Linked DNA regions of Homo sapiens: region 2 is linked to region 1. Evidence: chromatin loops called from intact Hi-C (ENCODE). Cell type or tissue: ascending aorta. All regions are shown on one strand. Links, peaks and the distances in the headings refer to the core of each region. The heading gives the core; the rest is flanking DNA.

Region 1 (2,920 bases), core at 281-2,780:
TCTTAAATAGCTGCCATTGCTTACCAGTGGGTCATGTGCCTCTGGTGGCCACAGTGCAGCTTCTCGAACCTTGGAATCAGTTTGGATACCATCACCTTCATTTTCTGTAGGACGTTAATTTTTGTGCAGTTCTCACTTTTTATCACAGCAACTGCCCCAAATCCAGCTTTTTCAAAGATATTTCATGAAAGGAATGTCGTGGAATCTACTGTTGAAACTGAGTGCACTAGTCAGCTCAGGCTGCAGTAACAAAGCACTGCAGACTGGGAGGCTTAAACAATGGACATTTATTTTCTCACAGTTTTGTGGCAGAAGTTTGGGATCAAGGTATCAGCAGGCTTGGTTCCTTCTCAGGCCTCTCTCCTTGGCTTGCAGACGGCAGCCCTCTCCCTGCGTCTTCACATGGTCTTTCCTCCGCACCCTTCTGTGTCCAGATCTCCCCTTCTTCTAAGGACCCCAGTCCTGATCAAGAGAGTACTTACTAGGAAGCACCCAAGTGGATCACTCAGGTTCCATATGTGTTCCTTCCTGCTCCTATCTGTGTAACTGCTGATCAGGGTCAATTGTCCTTGCCAAAATTGTGACTCCTCTTCTCACCTGCTGGTTCCTGGACACAAGGAGTTCAAAGTGTCTGGTGGCAGCTGTAGCTAAGAGTTAATACAATCCATGCTGTGTGCCCTGGCAAGAGTGTACCCACTTTGGGAACCTGGACCTCTCACCCTGCAGAGCCCAGATGAGGGCCCACCTCATGACCTCGTTTTAATGTCAAGACATCTGTAAAGACCCTGTCTCCAAATAAGGCCACCTTCTGAGGTATTAGGGGTTAGAACTTCAACACGTAAATCTTAGAGGGGCACAGTGTAGCCTTCAAAATTGAACTATGTGTCACTAGTAGTTCATATGGCATTCAATAGATGTTGCCGTGTTTCCCTTAAAAATTAAAAATACATGTAGCCTCTTCTGTGAATTTGCTGTGGCACTCTGGGGCACTTTGGTACACCGTTTGGGAACCACAGGGCTATAGGAATGCATTCTGCCTTTTTTTTTTTTTTTTTTTTTAGATGGAGTCTTGCTGTGTCAACCAAGCTGGAGTGCAGTGGCACCATCTTGGCTCACTGCAACCTCCACCTCCCAGGTTCAAGTGATTCTCCTGCCTCAGCCTCCCAAGTAGCTGGGATTTCAGGCACATGCCACCATGCCCGGCTAATTTTTTGTATTTTTAGTAGAGAAGGGGTTTCACCGTGTTAGCCAGGATGGTCTCGATCTCCTGACCTTGTGATCCACCTGCCTTGGCCTCCCAAAGTGCTGGGATTACAGGCATGAGCCACAGCACCCGGTCCATTCTGCCTTTAAGCAGAGCAGGCTAGAAGTGCAAGAAGTTAACACCCATGGGGATAGCCATAAAGCAACGACTAATGGGAATTAGTGGATAAATACTCTGCCTCCTCAACCCTTGGGTAGGACAAGTCTGGAGTATGGTCTACACTGCCCCCAGTGGTACCCTGCAGGACTGACTTATAGGAAACACCACTGCCTACGGTCACTGCCTGCTCCACCCAAACAACCCACACTGGCTTTTTTCCTTTTCCTGTCTCATTTTCCCACTCCCCTTCTGGTACTTCCTGGATAGCCTCCCAATAAACTACTTATATCCAAGCTATTTCCCTGGGTCTGCTCCTGGGGAACCAACTTAGGTTAGTGTTGACTGAAATAATCTGGGGAGGTCAGACTCGAATCAGGCTCTGACACTGAGTCATAGCGCGTTGTCAGGACACCTGAATTTTTTCCTCTCCCTCATCTCATTACATGGGGTTCCTATCTCCTTTGATCACCTCGTCCCATAATCTCCTTCTTACCATTGCTCTCAAGTTTATCATAAAGAGTTTCTTGATATTCTCCACCTCCCTTAAACACGGAGAGGCCAACATGTTTTCAGATACGTAAATACATCCCCCAACGGTGAAATATTTGACAACCGAGATATGAAGTGATTGTTTAATGCTTAATTCCTGACTGATTTATGCAAAATATTAACTGAAGGACGTGAAGCGACAGGCATTCTCTCCTCCCGATTTGCCAAAAAGAAAAGTATCTGAAGGGATTAAAAATAGACATATCAAGCAGAAGAAAAATTTTGGAATGTGTCAGACGCCAGCTGGGGCAGCTGAAGAGAAAGCTTGAAATCTGGTAAACACTTGAATTTCAGTCAGTAATACATATGTTTGGCATTAAAAACCTATTGAAAAAGTCATCATTTTTGGAATATCTTTAATATGCTTTTTTTGTGTGTTGCATCTAGCACCCAGAAAACTCCTTCTGGGTATTTTTACTGAAATGTCAGCACTGGATTTACAAATTATGGGGCCCAGGGCAAGAGTACAACTTGGGGCTCCCTTGACACCTGGTAGCTGGCAATCTATTGAAGAATTGTTTCCAGGTTGAAATACCACTGGATAATGTGTATTTGTACCACCTTGTGGATTCCTGTCCTTTGTTAGATTAAAGAATTACCGCATGCTACAGGGCCCTTGTGGGGTCTCTGGCCCCACATCCCATTCCTACTCTATCCTCCAAACCACAGCCCCAGGCGAGAGGTGAATTTGGATCTTTGAGACTGAAGAGAAGAAAATGTAATGTTAACCTGCTTCTACTCTCCTTTCTTTTTAACTTTGGTATGTCCGGTGTATTAGTCAGTTTTCACACTGCTATAAATAAATACCTGAGACTGGGTAACTTATATTAAAAATAAGAAGAAGTTTGTTTAATTGCCTCACAGTTCTGCAGGCTGTACGGGAAGCTTGGCAGCATTTGCTTCTGGGGAGGCCTCAGGAAGCTTTTACTCATGGTGGAAGGCAAAGTGGGAGTGGGTGTCTTACATGGTGGGAGCAGGACCAAGGTGGGGGGTGATGCCACACAACTT
Region 2 (2,920 bases), core at 153-2,652, 81 kb after region 1:
GTAGAAATGTGGTCTCCAACGTCTGGCAGAATCAGTAAAAAAACTCCTTGGGTCAGATGCATTCATATGCTACTGGTAGGAATATAAATTTTTTACAGCTTTCCTGGAGCGTAATTGAACAATATGTATAAGAGATTTAAGAGATGTGCATGCCCATTGACCCAACAATTGGCCTTCTAATAATTTATGATAAGGGGATAATCACTTATGTGTGCAAAGATTTAGCTGCAGCTGTGTTCATTGCAACATTATTTACAAAAGCAAAGAAAAAATCTTTGAAAAACCTAATTGTTCAATGACAAGGAATTATATAAATTCGTGATGACATATCGTTAGGATGGCATACTAGAAAATCATTTAAAAGAATATTAGAAGAGAATATTTATTGACATGGGGAACAGTTAATTACACATTTTTTTTTTTTTTGAGGTGGAGTCTCGCCCTGTTGCCCAGGCTGGAGTGCAGTGGCATGATCTCGGCTCACTGCAACTTCCGTCTCCTGGGTTCAAGCGATTCTCCTGCCTCAGTCTTAGCGAGTAGCTAGGATTACAGGTGCCTGCCACCATGCCCAGCTAATTTTTGTATTTTCAGTGGAGGCGAGGTTTCACCATGTTGGTCAGGCTGGTCTTGAACTCCCAACTTCAAGTGATCCTACCACCTTGGCCTCCTAAAGTGGTGGGAAATGATACATTGTTAAGTTACAGTAAACAAATAAAATGTCTAATAAATAGTATGATCTAAATTTTCTGGAAAAAAAAATGTCTGCAATTGTGTGGAAAAAAGACGGGAAGGAAATGCACTATTCTGGGAAGATGAGAATTTGTGTTACATTTAGATTCTTCTCTGGGGTTCTTCTGATTTTTTTTTCCCAGTGATAATGTGTTACTTGTTATTTTCAAAACAGAAAAAGCTGTTTTGAAAAGAGATAGCTGTGAACAGGAGCCAGAAATGAAATGGAAACTGTTGGGAATTAAGCAGGCTTGGGGACTAGCTGGGCTCTAGCCTGGCTTATTTCCTCTGTGGGTTCATTCTACTCTCTCTACTTACTGGGTGTGTTAGGCCATTCTTGTGTTGCTATAAAGGAATGCCTGAATCTGAGTAACTTATAAAGAAAAGAGGTTTAATTGGCTCACAGTTCTGCAGGCTGTACATACAGGAAGCATGGTTGGCATCTGCTCAGCTTTTGGATGACCTCAGGAAGCTTACAATCATGGCAGAAGGTGAAGGGGGAGCTGATGTATCACGTGGTGAGAGCAGGAGCAAGAGAACAAGGGGAGGTGCCACACACTTTTAAACAACCGGATCTCACAAGAACTCACTCACTATTGCAAAGAAGGCACCAAGCGGATGGTGTTAAAAGTCCACCCCCATGATCCACTCACCCCGCACCAGGCCACACCTCCAACATTGGGGATTACCTTTCAATCTGAGATTTGGGGGCACAAACATCCAAACCCTTTCATTGCTTACCCATGGTTCTGCTGCCTCTAAACCTCTGCCTGCTTCTGGTCTATCAGAGCCTCTCCAGCCAGAAGTCAACCTCATGACTTTGCTACTTCAGTGCCAAAGTATGACTATTTTGGTCTCCGGGTATATTTAGTTCTCTGGATATACTATACATAGTCCAAATTTCCAGAAGAGAGAGACTCCTCTCTTCTTTACCAGGCCAAGGCCTATGTCATTGACTGGATCAGACCTGATCTGGTGGCTCATATCTAATCAGGTGTGGTCCAATCAGCAGTGGGCCAGAGTCAAGGGTTACTGGGCTCATATCTTAACCAGGGCATGGAGGTGGGGCATTTCCCTTTAGGATGCTGTGTGGTTGGACGGTCCCAGTGATAGACATCTTCAGCACAACAGTCCAATCAAATAATTTAAATAATGCAGGGCCCAAATATCTGCATGGAAACCAGATCCCAAGTCTTTGTTCTCAGCTTTGATCAACTAAATTAAGCCACTGTTGATTCTTACTGATTTTGGCGCTGACATCACAGCTCACACAATTTTGGGGGACAGGGTATTAGGCCTATCCAACTGAAATAGATAATGAATCTAAGCTTTATTAGGGTTATAGATGCAGACAAGGCAAAATCAAAGTTAGATCATTGTCAAAAGGGTTGGATCTGTATAGCATAGCATGTTACTGATAATAACAGCTATCATTTTTCATACAATAGTATATAATTTACTACCTGCCAGGCACTGAGCTTCACAGGTATCATTCTAGTGACTCCTCAAACAATCTCGTTGTCAGTAAGGTACGGTTATAATTAATTCCCATCTCATAGATAACGAAACTGAAGATCAGGGAATTTAAGTAACTTTTTCCCAGGTCACACATGACTAGGAGGTCACTGGGTTAGAATTCAAACCCAAGCCTTTTGTAATTCCAGATTCTGTGGGCTTTACCACCTCTCAATACCACCCAAATACTTTCTGTCCAAACCCCTTATTTTGGAATAATTAAAAAGAATTACCATCACTTCTGGCCATTCTCTGGCATTTTATCTAGAGCAGGATAAGACTCTGGCTCAGTCTTTCCCAGGCCAGACAGGTCATGTGACTATAATAATTGGAATGTTTTTGCTAGCAACAATGGGAATCCCAACACAAACTGGGAATGTGTTAGTTCAACAATTGAACAAACTTCTGCTTCTCATGAGAAGGGAGTAGCAGGAATGAGATTTTTTTTCCTCCTGCTTAAAACAACCAAAAAATAGATACAATGTATGATGCAATGGTTTTTAAACTTTGGATCTTAGGAAACAGAGGACAGTTAACCTTGAAAGACAGGAAACAAAGTGAGCCCTGGGTTTGCTCCAGCATACTGCTTTGAGAGACTTTCCACGCTGCAGCCTAGGAGGATTCGAGGAGACTCCCTAAATTAAGGAGACAGAAGTGAAAGTTTGGGGAGGCCAAG

Evidence for each region. Hi-C counts contacts between places; a loop is a spot of excess contacts. Peaks named below come from ENCODE experiments on the same cell type or tissue, not always from the same donor. Only the 100,000 strongest peaks of a DNase experiment are listed, where the experiment ranks them.
Region 2: a loop joins it to region 1, with 2.8 times the contacts of the local background. A loop is called at or near these places in 2 of 110 quality-filtered maps.

The regions. Positions count from the first base shown.
Region 1 is chr12:119,326,898-119,329,817 of GRCh38, reverse strand. No RefSeq gene overlaps it. Among named protein-coding and RNA genes, the nearest start is that of CCDC60, 6.4 kb to the left of the region's middle. In ascending aorta, for the core only: a CTCF peak has its summit at 1,488; a DNase peak (open chromatin) is centred at 1,475; H3K4me3 peaks cover 349 bases.
Region 2 is chr12:119,245,933-119,248,852 of GRCh38, reverse strand. All of the region lies in intron 1 of LOC105370025 (a long non-coding RNA gene), which reads left to right. Among named protein-coding and RNA genes, the nearest start is that of LINC00934, 56 kb to the left of the region's middle. In ascending aorta, for the core only: no CTCF peak of the experiment used is centred there; no DNase peak of the experiment used is centred there; H3K27ac peaks cover 1,931 bases.